Linked DNA regions of Homo sapiens: region 2 is linked to region 1. A link is a loop called in an ENCODE intact Hi-C map of the cell type or tissue named here. Cell type or tissue: CD4-positive, alpha-beta T cell. All regions are shown on one strand. Links, peaks and the distances in the headings refer to the core of each region. The heading gives the core; the rest is flanking DNA.

The links. Hi-C counts contacts between places; a loop is a spot of excess contacts. Peaks named below come from ENCODE experiments on the same cell type or tissue, not always from the same donor. Only the 100,000 strongest peaks of a DNase experiment are listed, where the experiment ranks them.
Region 2: a loop joins it to region 1, with 4 times the contacts of the local background. A loop is called at or near these places in 1 of 110 quality-filtered maps.

Annotation. Positions count from the first base shown.
Region 1 is chr11:18,209,023-18,220,986 of GRCh38, forward strand. It overlaps the pseudogene SLC25A51P4. Among named protein-coding and RNA genes, the nearest start is that of SAA4, 22 kb to the right of the region's middle. In CD4-positive, alpha-beta T cell, for the core only: no CTCF peak of the experiment used is centred there; no DNase peak of the experiment used is centred there.
Region 2 is chr11:18,271,755-18,280,669 of GRCh38, forward strand. It overlaps HPS5 (HPS5 biogenesis of lysosomal organelles complex 2 subunit 2), which reads right to left. Exons shown (of 23, transcript NM_181507.2): 23 at 6,922-8,188. The coding sequence ends at 8,128. Among named protein-coding and RNA genes, the nearest start is that of SAA1, 9.9 kb to the left of the region's middle. RefSeq lists a silencer at 5,759-5,959. In CD4-positive, alpha-beta T cell, for the core only: no CTCF peak of the experiment used is centred there; a DNase peak (open chromatin) is centred at 6,337.

The DNA.
Region 1 (11,964 bases), core at 3,412-8,411:
ATCTTATTAGTACTGTCCTTCTAGAAAACCCTAACTAGGATGGGTGAGTGCGGGGCGGGCGTGGGGAAGGACCGGGCTCCCCTCGCATATGGTTGGAGAGAGGTGAAACGCGCCCAGGCGGCGCGCGCGGAATCAGTTGAGTCTCTTCGGTTCCCGGCTCTTTCTCCTGCGGTGGGTATTTGTCCGGCTGCTGGGCGACCTTTCCCGCGAAGGAGGTTGTGCCTTCATTCGGTCGCGCCCCGGGCTGGGGAGGCACCTCCCTGGTGCGCAGGAACCGCAGGGGCGGGTAGGAGCCTGGCTCTGCCTGAGCTCCGGAGGGAGCAGAGCTGGCACCGCGCAAGGGCCCCTGCCTCCCGGGAGACTGGGATTTCTGGCCTCCTCACCTCGGGACCGCTGACTGTGGAGTGTCAAAGACGGAACAGGGTTTAGTGATCTTGTCCAACCCCCTCCCCGCTTTTCACAGACTGGGGAAATGGACGCCTGGAGAACGGAAATCCAGTTATCAAAATTGACTCCAGAAGAGAGAACCTAACAGAACAATAACAATGGAAGAAATTGGGAATATTATCAAAAAGCTATCATTCTGTTAAACTCCAGGCTTGGATGGTGTTACAGGTTTAAAAAAAAAAAAAGAAAAAGTCCTTCATGAAAAAAGAAGAACTTAAGCAACATGATGGATTCAGAAGCTCATGGAAAGAGACCACCAATACTAACATCTTCGAAACAAGATATGTCACCTCATATTACAGATTTAGTGAAATGAAGCATTACTTGTGTGGCTGCTGTGCAGCCTTCAACAACGTCGCAATCACATTTCCCATTCAGAAGGTCCTCTTTCCACAACAGCTGTATGGCATCAAAACGGGGGATGCAATACTTCAGTTGAGAACGGATGGATTTCGAAACTTGTATCGGGGAATCTTTCCCCGATTGATGCAGAAGACAACTACACTTGCACTTACGTTTGGTCTGTATGAGGATTTATCCTACCTTCTCCACAAGCATGTCAGTGCTCCAGAGTTTGCAACCTGTGGCGTGGCAGCAGTGCTTGCAGGGACAACGGAAGCAATTTTCACTTCAGACATTGCTTCAAGACCACAAGCACCATGACAAATTTGCCAACATTTATCAGGCTTTCAAGGCACTGAAATGTCATGGAATTGGAGAGTTTTATCGAGGTTTGGTGCCCATTCTTTTCCAGAATGGACTCAGCAATGTCTTTTTTTTTTCGGCCTTCGAGGTCACGTTAAGGAGCATCTGCCTACCGCGACGACTCACAATTCTCATTTGGTCAATGATTTTATCGGTGGAGGTCTATTGGGTGCCATGTTGGGATTCCTGTTTTTTCCAATTAATGTTGTAAAAACTCGCATACAGTCTCAGATTGGTGGGGAATTTCAGTCTTTCCCCAAGGTTTTCCAAAAAATCTGGCTGGAACGGGACAGAAAACTGATAAATCTTTTCAGAGGTTCTCATCTGAATTACCATCTGTCCCTTATCTCTTGGGGCATAATCAATGCAAAGGTTATATGAAAAAAAACATCAGTTAAGTGCCACTTATCAACTGAATAGACCTTCTAAGAAGAATGCAGTTTGGCCTCTTCCTTAATTGGCCAAATACAAGTTGGTGTCATAACTCCAGGCCACAGTGAGTTATGGGCAAAGCTGTTTTCCTTAAGCATCAACAAAATAGAATAAAAGGTTCCAATAGGAAAATATAAGGGTTTTTTTGTGTTTTGTTTTGTTTTTTATCATTACCTAAGATACTTAGGCTAATTGCCTGGTAAATAGCTGTCCATCTGATGGCCTTTGACAGGGAACCTAATCCCCAAGATAAGATTCTTTTTCTCAAACCAGTCTTGAAATCTTCTGCATTGAAACATAAACGGCTGTGACTGGCCAGAGAGAAGGTCCTCAGGGGCCAGGGGCTCCTCAGTCTTCCTTTGTTACTCCATTGCTTGCTTCTCTGCCCCCAGGGGCAGCTGCAGAGGGTAGTCTTCATTAAGCTCAAGCATATGACAAAGAGGCAGAACAGAGAAGAAAAACAGCTTATTAGGTATAGGCTTTTCTTGATAAATTGCTTGTATTAGTTTTGAAACTAAGCACCTATTGGATAGTCGTTATCCTATTTCTATTCAGATACGGTAGATCAAGGAGCTATGAAAGTTCTCATTTTGCTCTGTGGGTTTGAAAGTTTTCTGTTTGATTCTGACTGTGGCCTTCAACCCTTCCAAAATATCCTTATGTTAATTGCACTTATTTCATTGTCAAAAGATGAAGGGACTTAAATTTTGTAATAGGTGTTCCAACAAGTTTTCATATTAATTGTGTATAGATAAAATTCTGTTTAGCTTGGTTTCTTTGAATTATTGGTGCCATCTCAGCAAAGGACTGTGGTTATTTTTCCCCTTGAGTAGGAGTTGGTCATATTCAAGCATCCTGTTCTCTTAAAACTCTCCTTTTAAAAAATAAACACTTCCATAACATTTTGTTTCAGAAGTTTATTAATGCAATCCCACTTCCCCCCACCCTGGGTTTCTAAATATTGCAGAGGGGGGAAAAGGGCTCAGGATAGTTTTCACCGCACAGTGTTGGCTGTCTTTTATTATACTCTTGGAAATAGAGACTCTATTAGAGTTTTGACATTTTGGGAACCCAGTTTTACCCTTGTGTCAGTAAAACAATAAGATAATTTGAGAGCATATGATCTAAATAAAGACATTTCAAGGGGTAGTTTGAATTCTAACAGTAGGTAATAGCCAAATAGCATTCTCATCCCTCAACAGATGAAAACTTCTTTGTCAAAGGAATTGGAAAATGTGAAAATATTTTTTTCAGATAAAGCAAAATGACTCATGTGCCACTTCTAATTGACTAATGAAACGTAAGAGACAGACTGAAAAAGTGGATTATGAATCTTAAAACCCTTTCTGTAAATATTATGTAGTTAAAGATTGACTTCCAGCATCTGACATGATGGTAGGTTTCTTGTTAATCAGTTTTTCTTCTTTCTGGGTAATTGCATGTGAATATGTGCACATACTGACCAAAATAAAATCAGGGCCTCAACTTGGTAGTTTACTTAAAGTTTCTGGGCAAATAGTCCGTAAAAGCTGTTTACCTCTAAATGCTGTATGGCTGGTTAAATACAGTGAACATCCTTCTTCCAGCTATAAAGAATGAAGCATATTAAGTATTAGCCAGGCAGTAATGAACTTAATAGCCATACAGCAGCTCTGTCTGACAATGCTGTGCTGGATATTGCAGTTTACTTTCAAGGTGCAGATGTAAGGATTTGAAAATAATAATAATTTGGCACCAAATAAATATGAAATAAATATGAATAGCATCCTTTGGCCTATTAAATAGAGTCAGGATTTGAAGGGAGTTGAGTTTGAGAAATGAATGAATAAAAGCACCTTGGTGCCTGATCCCCTCATTCATGTGTGCACTTCACAGGTGTGTCCAGCTACTCAGCACAGGGCATGTGGGTTAGCCTGGGGTTATGCCTTCGCCCTGGGAATAAACACCACTGGGCCTTTGATTTTGTTGGGCTTCCTTTTTGTCTTTACACTCCATACAGGTGGTAGAAATCTGAAGCACTTTTGTGAAATATAAGCTAAGTGAGAATTCTAAGGAAAATGCTTTGGTTTCTGCTGTCTCAAATAAGTGGCATTTAAAAACAATTATTAATAAATATTTTTAGGCTGGGCGCGGTGGCTCACATCTGTAATCCCAGAACTTTGGGAGGCCGAGGCGGGCGGATCACAAGGTCAGGAGATCAAGACCATCCTGGCTAACACGGTGAAACCCTGTCTCCACTAAAAATACAAAAATTTAGCCGGGCGTGGTGGCGGGTGCCTGTAGTCCCAGCTACTCAGGAGGCTGAGGCAGGAGAATGGCGTGAACCCAGGAGGCAGAGCTTGCAGTGAGCTGAGATCATGCCACTGCACTCCAGCCTGGGCAACAGAGCAAGACTCCATCTCAAAAAATAAATAAATAAATATTTTTAAAGGTTTCAACTTAATTTTTTTAAATTTCTTTGTCACTTTTTACAGCTTTTGAAGACCAGACTGCAAATATATTACCAGGGATGGTTTTGTGTTGTCCTACAGACTTCTTAAATTTGACAAAAATTCAGCTGAACTTGTAACCAACAGCTTTGTCTGAACTTGAAGTCAAAATGTGTTGTTAATAAGAGATTCTAGCTATTGCTTTTACCTTCAGTGTGAACCAGTGTGGTAATAATTTTGAAAAAGCAGGCTGGACACAGTGGCTCATGCCTGTAATCCCAGAATTTTGGGAGGCCGAGACGGGCACATCATTTGAGGTCAGGAGTTCAAGACCAGCCTGGCCAACATGGTGAAACCCCATCTCTATTATATAAGAAATTAGCAGGGCATGGTGGCACATGCCTGTGATCCCAGCTACTGAGGAGGCTGAGGCAGGAGAATCACTTGAACCCAGAAGGCGGAAGTTGCAGTGAGCCGAGACAGTGCCACCGTACTCTAGCCTGGGCGACAGAGCAAGACTCCATCTCAAAAAAAAAAAAAAAAAAAAACTTGAAAAGGCAAACATGATTGAATATCTGAAAAGCTTTAAAAGTGCCCTTTCTGTTACATATGTGGCACAAATGGCTCATGAGAGCAGGACATTTATGGTCTTGTGTCCTATACTTCATGTCTGATGCCATCAGAAATGTTATGGATTCTGGATTTAACACACTTAGAGTGATATGATCCCTCAGGACTGCACCACAGAGTAAACACAACCTTTATATGGTGGCGAATATGTGTGTCTTTCTTGTTTCATTTGTGGTTGGGGACAAAATCGATGTTTTTGTCTAAATAGTCAATATTCATCTTAACATGTTTGGCTGTGTAATCACCGGCTATATTGTGAACTGTGCAATAAAACAGAAACATGTGTGTATATAATTACCTTTGGATACCTGAAATTCCCAAGCCCAGTTACAATGTAATACTCAGTATAAGGCTGTGCAAACATGTAAGGAAATAATGGTGGTCGATGGGATATATGAAATAGGATCTAGAGGGCTTTGAGTGAAGACAATCATGTTGAACTAACACTGGTTCAGTGTAGATGAAGTAGAGTGAGGGGTATGCAGTCATAATATGAAGGGAGAACAGGAGATTACATTTGAAGAAAGGGTAAGCACTCAGACTTGGTTTCTTTTAAATTAAAATATTTCTTTTATCATGTGCAAATGCATATCAAAGACTTGAACAGGCATTCTCTTGAAATTTGAGGATTTTTAGTTTTTAATGCTGTCTTTGTTTAATATTAAATACATGTTGCCTAGTGGCTCCCAAATTTTGTGGGAGTCTCTAAATGTTTCCTCTTAAAGGTTCATTATTAAAAGTGGTTAAGCACACACTGCTATTTTTGTTTGATAGTTTGAGTTTTATGACCATATGAGTTTAAATGAAATCTGTTAAATGTTCCAGAGTTAACACTTTTTTTGGATAATTTGGAATAAAGTTTGTTTTTCAAGTCAAAAAAAAAAGAAAGAAAGAAAACTCTGACTAATACAGACTGCAACTCTTAGGTGAGTCCTAGTGCTGAATCAGGCCCAGACACAGTGGACTGGGCAAGGACGGCACGTAGGGGCAGACAAATTACTGAGACACCAGCTGGGGTGCTAAGGGAGTGCTGGTATCACCCTCCCCTAAGCCCAGGCTGCACAGTTTGTGGTTCCAAAAGAGAATTCAGCCTTCCACTTAAGGAGATGAGAGGGAAGAGTGGGGAGAACTTTGTCTTCCATCTTGAATACCCACCCAGCCACAGAAAAATAGGGCACTAGTCAGAGTCACAAGGCCCTGGCTCCTGGATAACATTTCCAGATACACCCTGGCCTGAAGGGAACCCACAGCTTTGAAAAGAAAAACCCAGTCCTGGCGCCATGCATCACCCACTAACTGAAGAGCCCTTGGGCCCTGAATAACCAGCAGCAATACCCAGGTACTATATTGAGGGCCTTGAGTGAGCCTCAGGACTTGCTGCTTCAGGTGACACTCAGCACATTACCAGCAGTGGTGGCGATGGAGTGAAACTCCTTCTGCTTGAGAAAATCAGAGGAAAAAGTAAAGGAGGCTTCACCTTGCACTGGTGCACAGGTGCCACCAGCGCCACATGGGGTAGAGCACCAAGCAGGCTGTTGGGGTGCCCAATTCCAGGACGTGGCTCTTGGCATTTCTGGACCTGCCCTTGGACAGAGGAGACCCCACTGCTCTGAAGGGTGACTTTTAAGCCACACAACATTCACCACAAACTGACTAAAGAGCCCTTGGGCTTTAAGGGAACATTGGTATTAGTCTGGTGGTACTACCTGTAAGCCTGTGGTGGTAGTGGCCACGGGGTGAGGCTTCTTTGCCTTTAAAAAGGGGAGGGAAGAGTGGGAACAACTGCATCTTGTGGTTTGAGTGCCACCCTAGCTGTAGTACAATAGAAAACAGGTAAATTTCTAAGGTTTTGGACTCTAGTCCCTGAATCCTGGTTGGCACCTCTAGACCCACCTGGAACCTGAGGATACTCACCACCCTGAAGGGAAGGACACAGGCCTGACTGGCTTTGCCACCTGCTGATTGTAGAGCCCCAGGGCCTTGAGTGAACATAGGCAGTAGCCAGAGAGTGGTTATAGCAGACCTTCGGCAAGACCTTGTGCTGTGCTGGCTTCAGGTCTGACCCAGACCAGTCACAGTGGTTGTGGCCACAGGGGTGCTTGTGTCACTCCACCCCCAACTTTAGGTGGCTTAGAACAGGGAGACAGACTCAATTTGTTTGGGAGAAGTAAGAGAAGAGAACAAGAGTCTCTGCTTGGTAATCCAGAGAATTATCCTGAATATTGTCCAAAACCATCAAGGCAGTACCTCTACAAGTCTGCAAGAACCACAGCTTTACTGGTCTTGGGATGCCTGCTAAAACACATACAGTTTAGATCAAAATACTCAAATCTGTCCAGATATCTGGAAAGGCTTCCCAAGAAAGTTGAGTACAAAAAATCCCAGACAGAACACTACAATAAATACTTTAGCTCTTCAGTGCCCAGACACTGAAGAACATCTATTAGCATCAACACAATTTAGAAAAACATGACCTCATCAAATGAACTAAATAAGGCACCAGAGACCTATCCTGGATAAATAGAGATACGTGACTTTTCAGACAGAAAATTCAAAATAGCTGCATTAAGGAAACTCAAAGAAATTCAAAATAACACAGAGAATAAATTTATAATTCTATCAGATAAATTTAACAAAGATACTGAAATAATTAAAAAGAATTAAACAGAAATTCTGGAGCTGAAAAATGCAATTGGCATGCTGAAGAATGTATCAGAGTCTTTTAATAGCAGAACTGATGAAGCAGAAGAAAGAATTAGTGAGCTTGAAGACAGCTTATTTGAAAATACTCAACAGGCTGGGTGCAGGGGCTCATGCCTATAATCCCAGCATTTTGGGAGGCTGAGGTGGGTGGATTGGTTGAGGCCAGGAGTTTGAAACCAGTCTGGGCAATATGGCAAAACCCCATCTCTACTAAAAATACAAAAATTAGCTGGGTGTGGTGATGTGCACCTGTAGTTCCAGCTATTTGGAAGGCTGAGGCACAAGAATCACTAGAGCCCAGGAAGCAGAGGTTGCAGCAAGCCTGGGCAACAGAGTGATACTCTGTCTGAAAAAATAATAATAATAATAATCAAAAAAGCAAGAGAATAAGGAATAAAAACCAATGGAGCACACCTACAGGATCTAGAAAACAGTCTCAGAAAGGCAAATCCAAGAGTTATTGGCCTTAAAGAGGAGGTACAGAAAGAGATGGGGTAGAAAGTTTATTCAAAGGGATAATAACAGAGAACTTCCCAAACCTAGAGAAAAATATTAATATCCAAGTACTAGAAGGTTATAGAACACCAGGCAGAATTAACTCAAAGAACACTACCTCAAGGCACTTAATAATCAAACTTCTGTCCAGGCACAGTAGCTCATATCTGTAATCCCAGCACTTTGTGGGACAGATGCAAATGAATCACTTGAATCCAGGGGTTTGAGACCAGCCTGCCTCTGCAATAATACAAAAAATTAGCCAGATATGCTTTCACATGCCTGTAGTCCCAGCTATCAGGGGTCTGAGGTGGGAAGTTTACTTGATCCTAGAAGGTTGAGCCTGCACCACTGCACACCAGCCTGGGTGACAGAGTGAGACCCTGTCTCAAAAAATGACAATAATAATAATAAAACTTTTAAATGATAAAGAAAGGATCCTAAAAGCAGCAAGAGAAAATAAACAACATACAATGGAGTTCCAATACATATGGCAACAGACATGTCAGTGAAACCTTACAGGCTTAGGAGAGGGGGCATAACATACTTAAAGTGCTGAAGGGAGAAAATTTTTACCCTGGAATAGTAAGCCTGGCAAAAATATCTTTCAGACATGAAGGAGAAATAAAGATTTTCCAGACACACTAAAGCTGAGAGATTTCATCAACACTAGTCCTGTCCTACAATAAATGCTAAAGGGAATACTTCAATCAAAAAGAAAAGGATGTTAATGAGCAATAAGTAATCATCTGAAAGTACAAAACTCACTGGTAATAGTAAGTACACCGAAAAACACAGAATATCATAACATAGTAACTGCGGTGTGTAAACAGCTTTTATCCTAAGTAGAAAGACTAAACACTGGACCAATCAAAAATAATAGCTACAACTCATAGATGGTACATAAGATATAAGTAGAAACGATAAGATATAAGTAGAAACGACAAAAAGTTTAAAAGTCAGGGGATGTAGTTAAGATGTAAAGTTCTTATTAGTTTTCTCTTTGCTTATTTGTTTTGTTGTTGTTGTTGTTGTTCATGCAAACAGTGTTAAGTTCTTACTGGCTTAGAGCAATGGGTTATAAGATAGTATTTGCAAGCCTCATGGTAACCTCAAACCAAAAAAACATACAATAAATATACAAAAAAATAAAAAGCAAGAAACAAACCATATCACCACAGAAAATCACCTTAACTAAAGGAAGACAGGAAGGAAAGAAAGAAGGAAGAGAAGTTCACAAAACAGAAAACAAAAAAAATTGGCTGAAGTAACTCCTTATTTATTAATAATAACATTGATGTAAATGGACTAAATTCTCCAATAAGAAGATATAGAGTGGCTGAATGGATTTAAAAAAACAAGACCCACTGATTTGTTGCCCACAAGAAACATGCTTCACCTATAAAGACACACATAGACTAAAAATAAAGGAATGGAAAAAGATATTCCATGCCAATGAAAGCCAAAAAAGAGCAGGAGTTGCTATATTTATATGAGACAAAATGGATTTCAAAACAAAAACCATAAAAAGAAACAAAGAAGGTCACTATATAATGATAAAGGAGTCAATTCGGCAAGGGATATAACAATTGTAAATATATATGCACCCAATGCTGGAGCACCCAGATATATAAAACAAATATCATAGCTAACAAGAGAGATAGACTGCAACACAATAATAGGTGGAGGCTTCAATGCCCCACTTTCAGCAATGGACAGATCTTCCAGACAGAAAATCAATCACACAAAAAATTGGACTTAATCTGCACTATAGATCAAATGATCTAATAGATATTTACAAAACATTTTATCCAACAGCTGCAGAATGCACATTCTTTTCCTCAGCACATGAATTATTCTCAAGGATAGGCCATATGTTAGGTCACAGAACAAGTCTTAAAACATTCAAAAAATTGCACTCATATCAAGCACCTTCTCTATCCACAATGGAATAAAACTAGAAATTAATAACAAGAAAAATTTTGGAAACTGTACAAATGCATAAAAATTAAACAATATGTTTCTGAATGACCAGTGGGTCAATGAAGAAAGTAAGAAGGAAATTGAAAAATGTCTTGAAACAAATGATAATGGAAACACAACATACCAAAACCTATCGGATACGGCAAAAGCAGTACTAAGAGAGAAGTTTATAGGTATAAGTGCCTAACCAAAAAAGAATAAAAACTTCAAATAGACAATCTAACAATGCATCTTAAAGAACTACAAAAACAAGAGGAAACCCAAGACCAAAATTGGTAGCAGAAAACAAATAGTAACGATCAGAACAGAGATAAAAGAAATTGAAGTGAAGAAAAGAATACAAAAATCAATGAAACAAAAAGTAGGTTTTTTGAAAAGTTAAACAAAACTGGCAAACCTTTAGCCAGACTAACTAGACTAACTAAAAAAAAAATAGAATATCCAAATAAATAAAATCAGAAATGAAAAAGGAGACATTATAACTGACCCTGCAGAAACTCAAAAGATCATTAGTGGCTATCATGAGCAACTATATGCCAATAAATTTGAAAATCTAGAAGAAATGGACAAATTCCTAGACTCATACATAACCTACCAATATTGAACCAGGGAGAAATCCAAAACCTGAACAAAAACAATAGCAAGTCATAAGATCAAAACCGTAATAAAAAGTCCCCCAGTAAACAAAAGCCTGGGACTTGGTGGCTTCTCTGCTGAATTCTACCAAACATTTAAAGAAGAACTAACACCAATCCTACTCAAAATATTCCAAAATATAGAGGAGGAGGAGGAGGAAATACTTTCAAACACATTCTATGAGGCCAGTATTACCCTGATACCAAAACCAGACAAAGACATGTCAAAAAAAATAAAACTACAGGCCAATATCTCTGATGAATATTGATGCAAAAATCCTCAGCAAAATACTAGCAAACTGAATTTAATAATACATTAAAAAGATCATTCATTATGACCAAGTAGGATCTATCCCTGGGATGCAAAGATGGTTCAACATATGCAAATCAACCATGGTTCAACATATGCAAATCAACCAATGTGATACATCATATAAACAGAATGAAGAATAAAAGCCGTATGATAATTTCCATTGATGCTGAAAAAGCATTTGAGAAAATTCAACATCCCTTCATGATAATAACCCTGAATAAACTGGAGAGAGAAAGAACATATCTCAAAATAATGAAAGCCATATATGACAGACTCACAAGTAGCAACATACTGAATGAGGAAAACTGAAAGCCTTTCCTCTAAGAAGGGGAATACAACAAGGATGCCCATTTTCACCCCTGTCATTCAACACAATACTGGAAGTCCTAGCTAGAGCAATCAGACAAGAGAAATAAATAAAGGGCATCCAAATTGGAAAGGAAGAAGTCAAATTATCCTTGTTTGCAGATTATATAATCTTATATTTGGAAAAACCTAAAGACTCCACCTGCTGGAAACCTCTGTGGCCAGGGGTGCCTTTGCCCAAGTTTTGCTCAGTCCTGCTAGGCTCATTCCATTCACTCTGCCTGGCAGGCTGCATTTGGCTAGTGCTACTGGCCCCAAGGTCATGCCTGCCAAGGGCAAACCAGGCACAGAGTGGCAAGGGATGCATGAATGAGCGAGGGGACAGCCAGGCCTACTGGCTGCAGTGGGGCAGGCAGCTCCAGGCACCAGCATGGGCTTCCACTGCAAATGGCTTCCACTGAGGGTACCAGGGAACACGGTGGTACCTGGAAGCTTGGAGATGCCAGGAACCACGGAACCTCAAAGAGGGTGTCACGCCCCTAGCTTGGGGAACTCCTAGGTCTGGGCTCCCTGAAGGGTCACAGCTCTTCTCTCCTCTCTTCTCTCCTTCATGTTGCCCACAGTGTGGCGAACAAGAGGGATGTTTCAGTCCAGTTTGTGTTACAGCTCTTTCAGTCCTGCTATCCAGTGGGTCTGGAGGGTCCTGGGTTCTTGTCCCACATCCGGGAAGAATGAGGTACAGAGACAAGAGGAGAGTGAGCAAGGTGAATAAGAGCTTTATTGAGTGACAGAATATCTTAGAGGAGACCCTGGAGTGGGTGGCTCCTCTCCACAGGCAGGTCATCCTATCAAGTTGAAGAGACCTGAATTGGGTAGCTCCTTCCCA
Region 2 (8,915 bases), core at 3,916-8,915, 63 kb after region 1:
AGAGATTAGAGGTTGAGGATCCTTCAGTAGTTCCTATACCAAGCCATAAGTTGTGCTGCATCTGCAGGTAGGGTCAGGGAGCTCCGCTGAACAGATGTGGAGGACATCAGAGTGGGAGGAAAAGGAAGCAAGTCGTGTGGGGAGAGAAGACCCAGCCTGCAATGATGACTGGTTAACTACTGTTTCTTACCTAATACACACTCAGATAACAGACTAAGTCTAGGTGATAAAGCCTCAAAGAATAGCAGACTCTCCCCACTGCACCCGCTTCCCACCTCCGCCACCTTTCCACAATTCTTAGCATGGGTTCTCCTGAAAAGAAAGCGGAAACAAAGTCTTGTGTGTAGGTATTTTATTTGGGGAATGAACACGGGGAGCAGGAGTGAGACAGTGGAGTAAAACAGGGAAGAGCAAGGCCAATACAGGGACACATTATACAGCTGGCCATGCATAAGAGCCACATAACTGATGCCACTGGGACCTTCAGAGGAACATCATAAAAAGTGTCTCAGTGCTCTCCATCAGCAGTCCAAACTGAAAGGCACCTAGCAACTGGCTTCCATCTCCCTTTGGTCAAAGGTGGCCCCACCATTGTTAACTTTTCTGCATTTGTTGGCTATGCACACAAGAGTGTCCAGTGGGTTTACCTGGAGTAGGAAGTAGAAGGTCCACGGAGCAGACCCAAAGCAAGGTGCTGCCAGGTTGTACCTGTGTGAAATGAATTAAAGCCTATGGTGGAACCCATCACTGTAGCAGTGGCTGGAGAAAGGGGAGTGGGCCAACAGGTCTGAAGTAGTTGACAGGCTGCATCTGATACACAGTGCAAAGCTTTGCTTTTTGAAAGTAAGGTCTGGACACAGCAAGTTCACTTGGGAACAAAGGAATGGACTGGATCTTAGACTAAGAATAAAAGAGACAAGAAGAAACTATACTGGGTAGCCAAGATGGGGAAAGAGGCAGGGCGACTGGGAGAGACAGAGAAATGTAAACCACCATGGACTAATGAAACCTGCCATAACCCTTGTGATCCCACACAGATGCCACTCCCAGGGGGAACATGATTTGGAGCACAGTGCTCCACAAGACACTGAAGGAATTTAGGGATGCTATGGGGCTTTAATAGGTTTAGGGACATGGTGACATTCCTAGCAACAAGATTGTAACACACTACATAATCTTTTGCTTGAAATAACTTGTTTTTGTTTTCTTACAATATAGGTACTTTGTTAGAGGCTGCGGTAAAATGAGGGTAATATGATGGCCTTTATGGTTAGGGGATACAAGGAATATATGAATCTTATGCCCAATCAAACCCACAAGGTCCCCAATGGAGATAAGTTCTGAGGACAATGACCAGCACTCTATTGTTGGTTGGGGTTTGGCCCCAAACTTCAAAGCAGAACTCTGGTAAGTTGGGCTGCACTGCATGGTCTGGGATAGAAGTCTAAGAGGACTTCTTTCAAAATCAGTCTCCAACCCCTCAGATCAGAAAGGCCATTCCAGTCAGCCCCCACCAGCACTGGAGGGAGCGAACCAGGGAGCATGAGCTTGTGTTTGACTCACTCAGAGCCAAGTTCCTATTGCACACCTCATAGGCTTTTTCCAAATTAGAAAAGGACAGAAGGACCTGTGAGACCTGCTCTCCTTCACTTCCTTTAGTAGGGTAAGGCTAACTTGCTTCAACAAAGATACTCCAAAATACAGAATGTTAAGGAATATACAAATTTATGTCTCACCTAACAGTTTGTGATGAGTATTTCAGCTGCCAGGGACTTCAGCTCCGTACTGTCTTTCAGGTTCCTTCCAAGTTGTTGGCTCTACCATACTTCAGACTGACCCTTGCTACTCAAAGTGTGATCCAAGGACCAGAGGCATCAGCATCGCCTGGGATCTTGTCAGAAATGCAAAATCTCAGGCTCTACCCTAGATCTACTGTGGCAGTCAGGAGCTCCTACCTAATCTGTAGGAACTACAGCAAAAAATAAAAATAAAAAATAAGTAGGGACTTTGTTGAGAAGCCAAAACAGGGGAAAAAAATGTGGGAACCCTTGTCCATCAATTATTAAGAATTTCAAAACAGTGAAAGCAGAACATTAAACCAAGTGGGGGGCCCTCATAAGCTCAGGGTTCTGACAATTATACAGCCCTCACGTCCATGTGAGGTGGACAGAATCCTAAGGAAATTTCAGCAGGTGGGCAATGGGTGAAAAGCCACGCCAGAATTGAACAGGAACATATGCAAAAAGAGCAAAGTGCAGAACGTATGCAAGGAACGGAGGACCCAGGACAAGGGACAAACTTGGGCTCTGAAACAGAAAAAGTTTGAAAATAGATCACGGAAGGCCTTAAATGCCAAGCCCAAGGGCTTGGGCTGTACTCTGAAAACAGAGGGGAGGCGTTGAAAGTTTCTGACTGGGAAGTGGCATGACTGTGCCCCAAGAAGACAAAGATCCTGGCAGTGCATCTGCAATTAACTTCCCATGAAAGCAAGATAAACAATCTTTCTCATGGACTGTGATGCATCTATACACGAGGATGACTCTATCTAAATCTCAGAACAGTGTGGGGGTCGATGGCAAGTTGAGGGAGGTTAAATTAGTCCATTGAGCCCGGGCACAGTGGCTCACGCCTGTAATCCCAGCACGTCAGGAGGCCCAGGCAAGCAGATTAATTGAGGTCAGGAGTTGGAGACCAGCCTGGCCAACATAATGAAACCCCACATTTACTAAAAATACAAAAATTAGCCAGGCGTGGTGGTGCACACCTGTAATCCCAGCTACTCGGTAGGCTGAGGCAGGAGAATCGCTTGAAACCAGGAGGTTGCAGTGAGCTGAGATCGTGTCATTGCACTCCAGCCTGGGTGACAGAGCGAGACTCCGTCTCAAAAATAAAAATAAATTAGTCCCTTGATCTATAGTTTTCAGGTTTGGGGCAGGGTCTCTACCAATTGTATTTTTTTTTTTTTTTTTGAGACAGACTCTCACTCTGTCACCCAGGCTGTAGTGCCGTGGTGCGATCTCAGCTCACTGCAACCTCTGCCTCCCGGGTTCAAGCGATTCTCATGTCTCAGCCTCCTGAGTAGCTGGGACTACCTGTGTGTGCCACCATGCCCAGCTAATTTTTTTTTTTAACAGTCTCGCTGTGTGGCCCAGGCTGGAGAGCAGTGGTGCAATCTCAGCTCACTGCAACCTCCACCTCCCAGGTTCAAGCGATTCTCCTGCCTCAGCCTCCCAAGTAGCGGGACTACAGGAACCCACCACCATGCCCAGCTAAATTTTTATTGTATTTTAGTAAAGACAGGGTTTCACTATGTTGGCCAGGCTGGTCTTGAACTCCTGACCTCAGGTGATCCGCCCACCTTGGCCTCCCAAAGTGCTGGGATTACAAGTGTGAGCCACCATGCCTGGCCAGCAATTGTATTTTTAACAGGCTCCTGCGGTGATTCTGATATGGAGCCAGGTTTGTGAATCACCTGACTGGGTAATAGTGTGTCCGGAATTGGTGGGTTCTTGGTCTCACTGACTTCAAGAATGAAGCCACAGACCCTCTCGGTGAGTGTTTAAGTGTTACAGTTCTTAAAGGTGGGGTGTCCGGAATGTTACTTCTGGTGTTCGGAGTTTCTTTTCTGGTGGGTTCGTGGTCTCCCTGGCTCAGGAGTGAAGCTATGGACCTTCGTGGTGAGTGTTACAGCTCTTAAGGTGGAGCGTCTGGAGTTGTCTGTCCCTCCCGGTGGGTTCATGGTCTCACTGGCTTCAGGAGTGAACTGCAGACCTTCGCAGTGAGTGTTACAGCTCATAAAGGCAGTGTGGACCCAAAAAGTGAGCAGCAGCAAGATTTATTGCAAAGAGCAAAAGAACAAAGCTTCCACAGTGTGGAAGGGGACCTGAGCAGGTTGCCACCCCAGTTCAGGCAGCCTGCTTTTATTCTCTTATCTGGCCCCACCCACATCCTGCTGATTGGTCCATTTTACAGAGAGCTGATTGGTCCGTTTTGACAGGGTGCTGATTGGTGCATTTACAATCCCTGAGCTAGACACAAAAGTTCTCCACATCCCCACTAGATTAGCTAGATACAGAATGCTGACTGGTGTATTTACAGTCCCTTAGCTAGACATAAAGGTTCTCCAAGTCCCCACCAGAGTAGCTAGATACAGTGTCGATTGGTGCATTCACAAACCCTGAGCTAGACACAGGGTGCTGATTGGTGTGTTTACAAACCTTGAGCTAGATACAGAGTGCCGATTGGTGTATTTACAATCCCTCAGCTAGACATAAAGGTTCTCCAAGTCCCCACCAGACGCAGGAGCCCAGCTGGCTTCACCCAGTGGATCCCGCACCGGGGCCACAGGTGGAGCTGCCTGCCAGTCCCCTGCCATGTGCCCGCACTCCTCAGCCCTTGGGTGGTCAATGGGACTGGGCGCCCTGGAGCAGGGGGCGGTGCTCGTCAGGGAGGCTTGGGCCGCACAGGAGCCCACGGAGTCGGGGGGAGGCTCAGGCATGGCGGGCTGCAGGTCCCGAGCCCTGCCCCACAGGAAGGCAGCTAAGGCCTAGCGAGAAATTGAGCACAGCAGCTGCTGGCCCAGGTGCTAAGCCCCTCACTGCCCAGGGCCGGTGGGGCCGGCCGGCCGCTCCGATGCGGGGCCCGCTGAGCCCACGCCCACCCGGAACTCGCGCTGGCCCGCAAGCACCGCGCACAGCCCCGGTTCCCACCTGCGCCTCTCCCTCCACACCGCCCTGCAAGCTGAGGGAGCCGGCTCCAGCCTTGGCCAGCCCAGAAAGGGGCTCCCACAGTGCAGCAGCGAGCTAAAGGGCTCCTCAAGTGCCGCCAGAGTGGGGGCCGAGGCCGAGGAGGCACGGAGAGTGAGCGAGGGCTGCGAGGGTCGCCAGCACGCTGTCACCTCTTAATAGATCTAAGATTGTTTACATTTATTGTGCTGAGATGAACTGGTGGCAGTGATGGGATGTCAGTGGTTAGAGGTGAAGAGAGGAAGGTCACTTAAGTCTGCTGTAATGGGCCAGGCGCAGTGGCTCACGCCTGTAATCCAAGCACTTTAGGAGGCCAAGGCAGGTGGATCACCTGAAGTTGGGAGTTCCAGACCAGCCTGACCAACATGGAGAAACCCCATCTCTACTAAAAATAATAATAAATAAATAAAAACAACAACAAAATTAGCTGGGTGTGGTTGCACATGCCTGTAATCCCAGCTACTCAGGAGGCTGAAGCAGGAGAATCGCTTGAACCTGGGAGGCGGAGGTTGCTGTGAGCCGAGATGACACCATTGCACTCCAGCCTGGGCAACAAGAGCGAAACTCCGTCTCAAAAAAAAAAAAAAAAAAAAAAGACTGTGGCAATAGTCTAGGCAAGAAATAATGAGAACGTGAGCTGGTGGCAAGAGACAATGGGAAAAAAATGACTAATGGAAAACACCAGCAAGGTAGAATTGAAAGCAAGGTAGAAATGTACCTAGTCATTAGAAGTGAGGGTAGAGGAGGAGGAAGAGGCAAGGATGACTACTACAAGGTTTTGAGCCTTGACCAGGGCAATCACAAATTTAACACATGCAAGGAAATTATTAATTTCAATTTTCGTCTTCCCACTGTCTCTGGCTCATGTAAATCCAATGTCTATGGGTCTGATAACTACCAGGTCCAACAACGACATCCCAAACCTTTCTAACAATAGCTAACATTATTACCTATACGCTACATCACAGGCACTGTGCCCTACCATTTCCGTCTCCTTTAATTCTCACTAAAAAGGAGCTCTAACACCTCAACTCTTTCTTTGTGCTATTATCTCATCTAATCCTCAAAATACCCTGAATCAGAGCTACCATCATCCCCATTTTACAGATGAGAACACTAGAACTTAGAAAAACAAAGGAACTTCCCAAAGTCATGAAGCAAAAGAGAGAGTAGATATTCAAACCAAGGCAGTCAGCCTCAGAACACAAGCTCTCAGCCACTGTGATGCCCTGTAAAACAGCCGGTCAGATCTGTAAACAAAAGGGAAAAGGGAGGCAACCATGAATCACAATCTGCCTAGAACTTTCAGGGAAGCGAAAGAAAGATACAAGTTCTATTTAAAAACTAATACCCAAATAGACTGCAAGTTTAAATGTTTAACTGAAGGAGATTTTTTTTTTCATCTAATGTCATGAAGGTGATTTTTGTTTGTTTGCCTCGGAAAATAAATTCAAGTGACAAGATTTGTTTTTGTTATATTAGAAATTTCTCTCCATACCCTTTATCAAATGAGAATTGCTGTGCCTTGAGAAGGTCTGTGAAGAAATGATTGCACAATTGTGCCAGTTCATGCTGTCTGCTTGTCACGGGACTTCCTCTGGGCCTTCTAGTAGTGACTGTGCTGACAGTGGACAGGGGCTCTCACCCTTATCTCAGTATAGATGCACATTTCAACACAATCCAATATGGCCAAAAGGCAAATTATGCTAGTGGGAAGGTTTTCCATACTTCCCGGAATTCTAAGAATTCTCCTTTCCCTGACAATCTCTCTTTTTTTTTGGGACGGAGTCTCACTCTGTCGCCCAACCTGGAGTGCAGTGGCACGATCTTGGCTCACTGCAAGCTCCGGCTCCCGGGTTCACGCCATTCTCCTGCCTCAGCCTCCCGAGTAGCTGGGACTACAGGCGCCAGCCATCATGCCAGGCTAATTTTTTTGTATTTTTAGTAGAGACGGGGTTTCACCGTGTTAGCCAGGATGGTCTCGATCTCCTGACCTCGTGATCCACCCGCCTTGGCCTCCCAAAGTGCTGAGATTACAAGCGTGAGCCACCGCGCCCAGCCGACAATCTCTTTAACCCATATGGTTGCATCATATCTAGGAGTAATGTGTAAGTTTAACAGTGATTTGTGTCCATATTCTCTGGTTATGTTATAAATGCAAAAAAGAGTTGAATTGTTCAGTGCATCCAACACTTTACTTACTCCACACCTTTCTGCAAAATGCTCATAATAAACCTCCTGTCTACATTGTGTTCCAATGAAAACTTTAGTCATATTTTACATTTATTATTAATATAACATGCTATGTAAATGTACAGGAGCCTGACAAATGACAATCTACTTACATAATTTAAATAACACAAGTGCTTGCTGCAGTCTTTATTAGTACACAGCTTTGTTATGGCTTCTTAGAAATAATTTTAAAAAGTGCATGATTCTTGTGGGCTACTCTGTTTAGGAAAGATTACAGATAACACATTTCTAAGAATGAATTAGTCAGCTGTATATGGGTTCAGATTAGAAAATATTAAATAAATACAGGGAAAAATATTTTTAATTAGCTTAATTTATATATGAAGATATTTTATTTAATTTGTTTTTGAGACAGGGTCTTTCTCTGTCACCCAGACTGGTGTGCAATGGCACAAACACATCTCATTGCGGCCTGGACCTCCTGGCCTCAGGTACTATGCCTAGCTAATTTTTTTTATTTTTTGTAGAGATGCATTCTCACTATGTTGCCCAGGCTGGTCTTGAACTCCTGGCCTCAAGTGATCCTCCCGTCTTTACCTTCCAAAGGGTTGGGATTACAGGCCTGAGCCACTGCACCCAGTCCCATTTTACTTAAATATCAAATTCAAATCTTCAGTGTTCTACTTATTTTGGGTGTTAATTCCATTATACACCGTCTTATTTCAGTAATTTCCATATTGTGCCAGACAAGATATAAAAATAATTCAACTCCAGTCAATAATACCATCTGTCTTCATGTGACCAGGATGAAAAGCTTCTGCTCCCAACATGGAAGCCACAGTAAGAAAAGAATCTGTCTAATCCACTAGCAACAAGCAGTTAATACTGTAGTTCGGAATAATACTAGGACATTAACATTCTAATTCCAGCAAACAAGGACTGACTCTTTTCAAAATTCAACTTTGGTTAAGAAATGCTGAGTACAACTTTGGTTAAGAAACACTGAGGTCATGGATAAAGAGTCACAGATGCCGATGCCAAGGGTACAGACACTGACAAAAGTAGCCCCAATAAGATGGCAGGATTTGGGGGTGGTGTCTTTCCTTCAATAACAAATGCGTTCAGAAGGTTCAGGAGCATGATTTAGTTTTTCTCAAAATGTCATGACATCCTGCTGAATCTTCTCCCACTAGGCCTGCTGGGACCAGAGAAACCGATCGCATTTTTCAAGCATGCTTTGTATCAAGGCCCTGAAATCCCAAAGAAAAGAAACAAGCAAATTTAGTTGTCATTGTTCATTCTTCACAGAAAACTTAAAAACTACAGAGTTTCAGAGGATTCAAAAAGTTGACTGATTCTGTGCATTAAAAGACACAATGCACAGAGTGAAAAGGCAACCTACAGAATGGAAGAAAATATTTGCAAATCATGTATCTGATAAGAGGTTAATATCCAGAATATCAGAGAACTCTTACAGCAACAACAACGAAAACACCCAACCTGATTCAACATGGGCAAAGGACTTGAATAGCTATTTCTCCAAAGACAATTATATAAATGGTCAATAAGCATATGAAAAAATGCTCAACATCTCTAATCATTAGAAAAATGCAAATCAAAACCACAATGAGATATATAGTACCTGACACCCACTGGGATAGCTACTGTTTAACAAAAAACAACAACAGAAAATGACAAGTGTGGGGCTAGCACATGGAGAAATTGGAACTCTTGTGCACTGCTGGCAGGAAAGTAAAATGGTGCAGTCTCTACAGAACAGTATGGTGGTTCCTCAAAAAATTAAAAATAGAATTACCATATGATTCCAGAATTCCACTTTCAGGTATATACCCGAAAGAACTGAAAGCAGTGTCTGGAAGACATATTTGTATACTCATATTCATAGCAGCGTTATTCACAATAGCCAGAAAGTGGAAGCAATTCAAGTGTCTGTCAACAGATGAATGGATAAACAAA